Regions from separate parts of the Homo sapiens genome. Here region 1 is linked to region 2. A link is an interaction called in ENCODE POLR2A ChIA-PET data of the cell type or tissue named here. Cell type or tissue: OCI-LY7. All regions are shown on one strand. Links, peaks and the distances in the headings refer to the core of each region. The heading gives the core; the rest is flanking DNA. Region 1 has its middle 28 kb from the start of DRAM1-AS1. Region 2 overlaps PARPBP (PARP1 binding protein).

What was found. ChIA-PET counts read pairs that join two places held together with the same protein. Peaks named below come from ENCODE experiments on the same cell type or tissue, not always from the same donor. Only the 100,000 strongest peaks of a DNase experiment are listed, where the experiment ranks them.
Region 1: POLR2A ChIA-PET joins it to region 2 with 6 read pairs; 4 of 35 experiments call an interaction of 5 or more read pairs at or near these places.

What each region holds. Positions count from the first base shown.
Region 1 is chr12:101,933,321-101,938,703 of GRCh38, reverse strand. It overlaps the pseudogene RPL9P24. Among named protein-coding and RNA genes, the nearest start is that of DRAM1-AS1, 28 kb to the left of the region's middle. RefSeq lists an enhancer at 2,139-2,398. In OCI-LY7, for the core only: no CTCF peak of the experiment used is centred there; a DNase peak (open chromatin) is centred at 2,303; H3K4me3 peaks cover 986 bases; H3K27ac peaks cover 1,079 bases.
Region 2 is chr12:102,133,943-102,139,325 of GRCh38, reverse strand. All of the region lies in intron 2 of PARPBP (PARP1 binding protein), which reads right to left. Among named protein-coding and RNA genes, the nearest start is that of PARPBP, 16 kb to the right of the region's middle. In OCI-LY7, for the core only: no CTCF peak of the experiment used is centred there; no DNase peak of the experiment used is centred there.

The sequences.
Region 1 (5,383 bases), core at 76-5,075, 200 kb after region 2:
TCAGAAACTTTAAATAGCGATATAAGGGAATAGATAGATCAGAGACAGCAACTAGGCTTCACAGAACTCCAATCAGCCTTTAGTGGCTGCCTCCAGTGCTGTGTTGGGAAGAATTCTGAGGGTTTTGCCAGCTACACAAGGAAAAAGCACCACCATCAATTAGTGATGTCTGTCACGGATGTGTGGAGAGTGGGTACGTGCTTATATGACATGTATTTGCCATTCTTAGAATGAATAACGAAATGCCAGGTGTGGCAGATTAGACAGAACAGTGGTTTCTGGAGGAGGTAAGAAAGTTGGACCTGGAGAATGGGTAGGATGTGAATGGAAAACAGATAAAGGGAGGAAGAAATATTTGACACTCAGAACTTGTGGCATATGCCAAGGATAAAACCAACATGGGCCACTTGGGTGGCAGTAAGTAAATTAGCCTGTCTAGAGTAGGTCTTGATGCTAAAGATTAGCTCTATAAATATGGTAACCAGCGATGCCAAGATGGTTTCCCAACATCAGACAAGCTGTCCCGTTGTTTCCATAAGTTCCCTCATATGCTATGTGCCTGAGTTTGAGGTTCAGATAATGTGAACACCACTCAGTCTTTATAACCATCTTCTCTACCATGGAACTGTGCAAAGGCTCTTTCCCACTGCCTTTGCTCATGGAGACTATATTTTGGTGTAAGTCCATGGCTGCTGTTCAGAAAGCCCATCACCCTTTGTGTACTTTAGAAAGTCTTTATGAATGTTTTTCATTATGCATAGATGGTATTGCAGCCCCAGGCATCTGAACGTCTCAACAAATGCACACAAGGAAAAAAGTTGTTGAAAATGAAAAGTGAAGACCCAAGCTACCAGAAACTGTAGCATCAGGTATGCTGTGTGCTTCCTCTATATCTGGTACTACACCAGCTCTGGGAGGGGTGGTGAAAAGGTGCTTATTAAAGCCACAAATGAGCATGAGAAGTTTTGAAAAATTCCTGTTTGCAAGACTTCATTGCTTGGTATCATGAGATTTTATTCATCCCGTCTTTTTTATTATCTACCATGCAATAATAGTAGACAGTCTTCTATAGTAGTTAGGACTTGTGTGGTTACAAGTGACAGAGACCTAATTCTAATTCATTTAGGCAAAAGGAGTGGGAAGGGTATTAAGAGATAATGTGACTGCCGTGAACACTAGCAAGGTTCTGTTTGATTCTTCTTGTTTCTGTGGTTCCACTTAATCTCTTCATTAGCTTCATTCTTCACTCCAGCTAGAGATGAGCCTTCTCTGTGCAGTGAAAAACAAGGGCGCCAATAGCACCTAAATTTACCAGTACATCCACATAGATCTGGTCCCTAGGAAGACACTATCTTAACATTGTCTCTGGTTCCAAGTCAAAACGTCTCAAAAAATAACTCACTGAAGCAGGTTGCATCAACTCCTGTGGCAGCTACAAAGATGGGATTGGGTAAGGGAAACTTCTGGAAGGAGAGGAGGGAGGTACTTGGTAAACAATATAAGAGATGCCTGCTAAAACTTCCCTTATCTACCTTTTCATGCCAACTCAACTTAGCTATCAATCAACAATTCCACTCATTTAATAAGCACCTATTTGCTTATTGAGTGTCTGTTACATGCCAGGTGCTGTGCTAGATTTCAGGGATGCAAAGGGGAACATGACGCTTTTTAAGTTATGTTCCTCTTAGAATGCTAGGCATTCAGAGAGACAGAGGAATATCAAATATTATGGGTTTAGGATGTCTAGGAACTCACCATATAACTGGAGAAAGGAGACTATGTATTTGGAGAATAATAAGTGTTAAACTGTGTGCCATGGGTGATGAGGGTAAGAGAAACTTCAAGGTAACTGAGGTCAGCAAGGCCTGGAGCATTCAGGAGAGGAGAAGCGTCTTGGAGAGATACTTCTGTGAGGTCTTTAAAGGGTGAGGAAGCTTTGTTTATGACTACATGTGTTTAAAGTGCAGTATTTTCACAACATCACACTAAGTGAGGCCCTCTGCATCTGGAGGCGTTCTGGAATGCAGCCGTCAGCCAGTGGCCCTGTTCCTTTCTCAGAGACAGGACTACCACCCACAGCTCTTCTGATAGCCTTGTTTTCAATTGCCATGGCCTGTTGGATCAAAGCCTCTGAGTTTGATGCAAGTTCAAAATAATTTCCTTCAAGGATTAACTCATCTTTTTGGGCCTGAGGAGCTACAACAAGCAACATCTGGTATAGCCTGCAGAGGGATTTTTTTTTTCACCCAAGGAGTTTCAAGTTTCAACATGTGAGCCATCCTGCTGAATAACATCATTGACGGGAAATGACACGCAGAGACCTTATCTTGTAATGAGAGCTCTGTGTAACACCCCACAGTCATGTTTTGCATCGACTATAATAGATGGTGCAAACTGTAACAGGTTCCTTCTCACTTTGTTTCCTGCCAAAGTGACTGAGTTCCACACTGATGGGGTTGAAATCCCCTTGTGGGTTTCCTCTGGGGCCATTCCATAGCCCATCCTAGTGCCGTTAATAACACCCTCCCTGTGTTCGTCAGGCCCACCTTTTAATGCCGTCATAGGGAGTCTCTTGGTCAGTTCCTATTATCTGATCCCATTAGTCACTTCCCTGTCTGCCTAGGTCTCCTGGAAAATTCCTGGGACTATCTCCTTGCTTTTGGTAAATCCTGGCTTCATTCCTCCACGCTGTGTTTTCTGTATTCCCAGCTCTCCCCTTTGCATCCCTTGGGCTAGTCCCACCACCCCTGGAATTCTCTCTGAGGTCAAGATTTTGCAATGTTTTTAAAGGTGAAACAGTGTAATAGCTACAGTTGAGTGTTATGTGTCAGGGATGTATTATTTATAGGGGTGCTATTATCATCACCCATGACTTACCAGTGAGAAAAATGAGGCTCAGAGTTTGATTGAATTGCCCAGGTACAAGACATAAACCCACATCTTTCTCACACTTAAGACTGTGCTCTTTTTAAGGGATAAAATAGGGACCTAAAGAATGGTCATGGGAGTCCCGAGTTCCAAGCAGAGGAGGGAGAAGGAAAGAGAAATGAGGAAAACTCCAAGAGTGGCAGCTCTGAATTCAAAGGAGGAGAATTTTGAGACATAGTCAACTGCGTCTAAAGCTGGAACAGGTTTGAGAATATAGACACCATTGGCATGAAGATGCCTATTGGCAAATCTTTTCAACAAAGATTTCAGTAATGGGTCTGGAAGAGGTTATTAGGAAGAGGGTAAAACGATATAGATGGCAAACAAAAGCAAAGAGCAGCCACATAGATGGTGGAATAAAGCAGGTGAGTTGTTTTGTATCCACTAAATGGAAAACTCTGGGGCAGGTCCCAGAAACTGTGTTTTAACAAACCCTCCAGGTGATTCTGATGCACACTAAAGTTAGCAAACCGCTACAGCAGAACCGTGTTTCTCAGCCTTGGCTGCACACTGAAATCACCTGAAATAATAATGCTTCCATCTGACTTCCTGAAATTCTGATTTAATTGCTCCAGGCAACAGGGTTTTAAAAAAAAACTCTCCAGGTGATTCTCATGTGCAGCCAGAGTTGAAAACTGCTGCTGTACAGGGAGAAGACAGTTGAGGGTATGCAGTCGAGAGGGAGGTGGAAGGGCTATAACAGCATCTGCCATGCACAGCTCTGGCTGTGCCAGGCAAACTGCTAAGGCTGGGCATTTCAAGCTTCAATGGGCAGGCATAAGGATCACCAACAAGTTCCCAGGTGCTTTACAGGCATTGCTTCAAGGAATCCTCGTGACAAGCCTACAAGGCAGGTGCTAGCATTATTCCCACTTTACAGATAAGGGTACTGAGACACCAAGACGTTATCTGACTTGACTGAGGCGTGACAGAAAGGAAATGGTAGGTCTTGAAAATTAGGTCTTGATTCCAAAGTACTTATTCTTTAAAAAAATTATGATAAAATATACATAACATAAAATGTACCACTTTAATCATTTTAAAGTATTTACAATTTCATGGTATTCACAATGTTGTACAACTATCCATTTCCAGGAATTTTTCACCATCCCAAACAGAAACTCTTGTCCATTAAGCAATAATTCCCCATCTCCCCCTGTCCCCAGCCCCTAGTAACTTCTATTCTGCTTTTTCTTTATGAATCAAAGTACTCATTCTTAATCACTATGTTTCAGGATTGGCTCAAATATGAGATGGAGGTATCAAATTTGATCAAACTTTTTCCTTGAATTGATGGCATGTCTGAGCTAAGTGAGGCCACCATCAGCAATTTGTTCCCAAAATATGGAACAACTTGTAACTTCCCCCAAACAGCACATCCTCTTTTGCCTGTGTGCCAAAGCACATGCCAATTTGTCCAGGACATGTGCCTCTTCCCTCCTCGCCTTCATTTAGCAAACTCCATCTTCTTCTCTAAGTCTCTTGCCAGGCATGACCTCTCCTGGGGATCTGAATCAAGTGCTTCAACTAGTGTGGTCCCATAGACCAGGACTTCAAAAGCTGACATTCATTCCAATCACCTAGGGATCTTGTTAAAATGCAGATTCGCATTTACTGAGTCTGGCTCGGGGCACTAAGATTCTGCATTTCTTTCTTTCTTCAGACACAGCGTCTCACTTTGTTGCCCAGGCTGGAGCACAGTGGTGCAATCATAGCTCACTGAAGCCTCAAACTCCTGGGCTCAAGCCATCCATTCTGCTGCCTTAACTCTCAAGTAACTAGGACTACAGATGTGTGCCACCGCACCAGCTAATTTTTTTTTTTTTTTTGAGAGATGGGGTCTTGGTGTGTTGCCCAGGCAGTCCTCAATTTCTTGGCCTGAAGTGATACTCCCACCTCAGCCTCCCAAAGCTGAGATTAGAGATTTGAGCTACTGCCCTAGGACTTAGATTCTGCATTTCTACAGAGCTCCCAAGTGATAGTCATGCTGCTGGTCCCTGAACAACACCCTGAATAGTGAAGCCATAGGTTGTGGTGCTTTGCCATGGTACATATTGCTACAGCATCCCCTTGACTGTTTCTCTACTGCACTATAAATATCTTGAGGGCAAAAACTCATCTTATTATTATATTCCTGGAGCCTAACATTGTACTACCCACAGTGACAATAAATGTGAATAGAGCAATAGATAAACGAGCAAACAGCCTGGAAGGCTAGAAGGAACCAGATCTGTGAGGAACCTCATAAGCCACACTAAGAAATTTGAAATGTATCATGACATTACAGGCAGATACTGAAAGGTCTGAAAAGGGTGATAGATCAAATGTTTATGTGCAGTGTGTAAGATACGTTGGAAAGGACCAAGATTGAAGTCAAGGAAACCGTAGCAAGCTACTACACTAGTCTAAGCAAATAATTTTGAAGGCCTGAACTAAGGCAGTAATAGCAGGGAGA
Region 2 (5,383 bases), core at 164-5,163:
GTGCAAAACTCACAAGCATTCTTATACACCAATCACAGACAGAGAGCCAAATCATGAGTGAACTCTCATTCACAATTGCTACAAAGAGAATAAAATACCTAGGAACCCAACTTACAAGGGATGTGAAGGACCTCTTCAAGGAGAACTACAAACCACTGCTCAATGAAATAAAAGAGGACACAGACAAATGGAAGAACATTCCATGCTCATGGACAGGAAGAATCAATATGGTGAAAATGGCCATACTGTCCAAGGTAATTTATAGATTTAATGCCATCCCCATGAAGCTACCAATGACTTTCTTCACAGAATTGGAAAAAACTACTTTAAAATTCATATGGAACCAAAAAAGAGCCCACATTGCCAAGACAATCCTAAGCAAGAAGAACAAAGCTGGAGGCATCACGCTTCCTGACTTCAAACTATACTACAAGGCTACAGTAACCAAAACAGCATGGTAGTGGTACCAAAACAGAGATATAGATCAATGGAACAGAACAGAGCCCTCAGAAATAATATCACACATCTACAACCATCTGATCTTTGACAAACCTGACAAAAACAAGAAATCGGGAAAAGATTCCCTATTTAATAAATGGTGCTGGGAAAACTGGCTAGCCATATGTAGAAAGCTGAAACTGGATCCCTTCCTTACACCTTATACAAAAATTAATTCAAGATGGATTAAAGACTTGAATGTTAGACCTAAAACCATAAAAACCCTACAAGAAAACCTAGGCAATACCATTCAGGACATAGGCATGAGCAAGGACTTCATGACTAAAACACCAGCCAAAATTGATAAATGGGATCTAACTAAACTAAAGAGCTTCTGCACAGCAAAAGAAACTACCATCAGAGTAAACAGGCAACCTACAGAATGGGAGAAAATTTTTGCAATCTACCCATCTGACAAAGGGCTAATTCCAGAATCTACAAAGAACTTAAAAAAAATTTACAAGAACAAATCAAACAACCCCATCAAAAAGTGCACAAAGGATATGAACAGATACTTCTCAAAAGAAGATATTTATGCACCCAAAAGACACAAGAAAAAATGCTCATCATCACTGGCCATCAGAGAAATGCAAATCAAAACCACGATGAGATACCATCTCACACCAGTTAGAATGGCCATTATTAAAAAGTCAGGAAACAAAAGGTGCTGGAGAGGATGTGGAGAAATAGGAACACTTTTACACTGTTGGTGGGACTGTAAACTAGTTCATTCATTGTGGAAGTCAGTGTGGTGATTCCTCAGGGATCTAGAACTAGAAATACCATTTGACCCAGCCATCCCATTACTGGGTATATACCCAAAGGATTATAAATCATACTGCTACGAAGACACACGCACACGTATGTTTATTGCGACACTATTCACAATAGCAAAGACTTGGAACCAACCCAAATGTCCAAGAATGATAGACTGGATTAAGAAAATATGGCACATATACACCATGGAATACTATGCAGCCATAAAAAAGGATGAGTTCATGTCCTTTGTAGGGACATGGATGAAGCTGGAAACCATCATTCCGAGCAAACTATCTCAAGGACAGAAAACCAAACGCTGCATGATCTGACTCATAGGTGGGAACTGAACAATGAGAACACATGGACACAGGAAGGGGAACATCACAAACTGGGGCCTGTCGTGGGGTGGGGGGAGCGGGGAGGGATAGCATTAGGAGATGTACCTAATGTAAATGACGAGTTAATGGGTGCAGCACACCAACATGGCACATGTGTACATATGTAACAAACCTGCACGTTGTGCACATATACCCTAGAATTAAAAAAAAAAAATCTTTAGCAGTATATAACTGCTAGAGAGGCATTATATAATTCAAGCTAAAAAATTTTCCCCCTCAAAAAACATGCTAAAAACCTAAAACTTAAAGAGTATTTCAATATGTCTTTTCTTTTCTCCCACTTTAACAGTTGAGAAAAAACAAATATGCCATTAGACAGACTAACAACTCTACTAGGTATTCAAAAGTTTTACTGTAGTCAAATTCAGCTGTAAGAATTATACTTTAAGACTCATGTTCTCAAACTTCAGAGAATTAAAAACTTACGTGGTGGTTCACGCCTGTAATTTTAGCACTTTGGGAGGCCGAGGCGGGTGGATCACGAAGTCAGGAGATCGAGACCATCCTGGCTAACATGGTGAAACCCCGTCTCTCCTAAAAATACAAAAAATTAGCTAGGCGTGGTGGTGGGTGCCTGTAGTCCAGCTACTCAGGAGGCTGAGGCAAGAGAATGGCATGAACCCAGGAGGCGGAGTTTACAGTGAGCGGAGATTGTGCCACTGCACTCCAGCCTGGGTGACAGAGTGAGACTCTGTCTCAAAAACAAACAAACAAACAAAAAAAACACAAAACAAAACAAAAACCAAAAGAGAAATCTAAATAGAGCTCAAACACAGGATAAAAAATATACGTCATGGATATATACAACCAACTCTATCTACTTTTAATTACTATATGCTACTCACGAATGCACCCGCAGACATATAGGTATGTTGTTTCATACTGCTTGGAAGTCAGAGCACAGTTGAGGATGCCTAAGCTAACTCTTATGTGGAAAGTTGAAATAAAACTGAACTGCAACCTACCACACCACTACACATGTGCACACACATACAAGAACTGTGAAAATCTCAGTTGCAACTCACCTCTTCTTTCCCACCCAGAGTCTGAACTTTCACACTGAATTAAGTGAATTAGCAAGTAGAAAATTAGCAAGTAGAAAGAGACACTGAGTGACTGCTACGTAAACAAATCCTGAAGAAAAACTGACTTGGATTGAATATTTCAGTATGTGAAAATTCTTACAATGAGGGTTAAATGTTTTTCAGGGTATATTTCACTTAGCTTGTTGAAAAAATCTACTTATTTCTTTAAAAGTAAGTCATAAATAAATGAAAGGAGGTGATTTGAATATAGTCTGATTCCAGAATAACAGCCTCCAATCACTATACAATACTGATTCTGAAAAATTGCCTCAATTCCTCTCTCATTATTTTCCAGTGTATGGTCACCAAGGTTTAACCCTTAGCTAGTCTATTTATTCAATATTCTCATAATCCATCATTTACCTTAGTACTACTTCCTCACACTACCAAAGAAGAATAAATTAAAATAAAAATAGGGTATCTAGCTTAAGTTACTGAGTGAACAATGGCACATGCCAATACGACTAAGAATATGAACGGGAAGGTCAGTTGAAAAAGCAAACAATGTGCTCTATTTTAAAAATTGATGTGGGAGAGACTCCATCTCAAAAAAAAATGATGTGGAAACAGTACAGGGACATCAAGGTAAAGATGATCATACTGGATTTAAGACTCAGTAGAATGGTATCTCACATAAATGCAGGTAGAAGAATGTAAGGGAAATGCATCCAGTGAAAGTAGGTAAAATGGAGAAAAGCTAAAACTTGTAGGTAAAACTAGAAGATACTGAAATAATTAAGATCACTCCACCCCCAAATTATGCCACCTGGTAAAATGAAAATCTAGGCTAAAAGTACTCGAAAAACAGCAGGTGCAAGATGATCACTATGAACTTCCTTCCGTTTCTTCAAAACAGAAGACAAAATTCCCATGTGAAAGATACCCTCTTTATACAAGTAACGGTCTTATCATCAAGGAGTGTAAACTGAGGTCCAGGGAAATCTATACAAACCTTATTAAACTAATCTTTATTTCCTGGCCACTACTCCATCCAATTAAACACCCAAGTTCCTTTGCCTTGTCATTTTTTTTTTTTTTTTTTTTTTTTTGGAGACGGAGTCTCTGTCTCCCAGGCTGGAGTGCAGTGGTGCGATCTCACTGCAAGCTCTGCCTCCCGGGTTCACACCATTCTCCTGCCTCAGCCTCCCAAGTAGCTGGAACTACAGGCGCCTGCCACCACACCCGGCTAATTCTCTTGTATTTTTAGTAAAGATGGGGTTTCACCGTGTTAGCCAGAATGGTGTCGATCTCCTGACCTAGTGATCCACCCACCTTGGCCTCCCAAAGTGCTGGGATTACAGGCGTGAGCCACCATGCCCGGCCCACATTTTCATTTTACTACTCTTTCTCCGATTCAGTATGTAAGTGTTCAACTCTAACTTGTCTTTTGGTCTTCATTTCCTTATACATATTCCTGTGCCATGTAATACTCCTATTAAATTTGTATGATTTTCTCCTGTTGATCTGCCTTATGTCAATTTAATTCTCAGGCCCAGCCAAAAACCCTAAAAGGGTGGAGGTAAAATTTTGCCTCCCTTACAGTACCAACAAAATTTATAACAAAGAGAATATCTAAAATACATATAGAAATATTCCAAATAAGAAAGAGGTCAGACATAGTGGTTCATGCCTGTAATCCCAGCACTTTGGGAGACCGAGGCAGGCAGATCCCTTGGGCCCAGGAGTTCAAGACCAGCCTGGGCAACATGGAGAAACCCTGTCTCTATAAAAAAATAAAAGAATTAGCTGGGCATGGTGGTACGTACCTGTAGTCCCAGCTACTTGGGAGGCTGAGGTAAAAATCACCTAAGCCTGGGGAGGTCGAGGTTGCAGTGAACAATGATTGTGCCACTGCACTCCAGCCTGGGCGACAGAGTGAGAGCCTGTCTCACAGCAAAAACAAGAGACAAAAACAACTCAACAGTAAAATAAGAAAAGGATATGAATAGAAAGTCTATGAGGAGAATACTTACCTACTGGCTTCATAAAATGAGCTGGAAAGTGTTCCCCCTTCTGCATGCTTTTGGAAGAGTTTGAGAAGGATTGGTATTAGTTCTTTAAATGTTTGGTAGAATTCAGCAGTAAAGCCATCAGGTCCTGGGCTTTTCTTTAATAAAAGACTTTTTATTACTGATTCAATGTCCTTATTTCTTATTGGTCTATTCAGAGTTCCTATTTCTTCATGATGTAGTCTTGGTAGATAGTACGTGTCAAGGAATTTATCCATTTCTTCTAGGTTATCCAATTTGTTGGCATACAAATTGTTCATAGTAGTCTTTTATGACCTGTTTTATTTCTGTGGTATTAGTTATAATGTATCCTTTTTCATTTCTTTTTTTTTTTTTTTGAGGCTTCTCTTTTTTCTTACTTTTACCTAAAGGTTTGTTGATTTTGTTTATCTTTTCAAAAAGCCAACTCTTAGCTTCATTGATCTTTGCTATTGTTTTTTTAGTCTCTATTTCATTTATTTCTGCTCTCATCTTTATTATTCTCTTCCTTCTGCTAAGTTTGGGCTTAGTGTGTTCTTTTCCTAGTTTCTTTTGGTGTAATGTTAAGTTTATTAAAGATCTTTTTTTCTTTCAATGTAGGTGTTTATTGCTATAAGCTTTCCTCTTAGAATTGCTTTTGCTCTATCCCATAAGT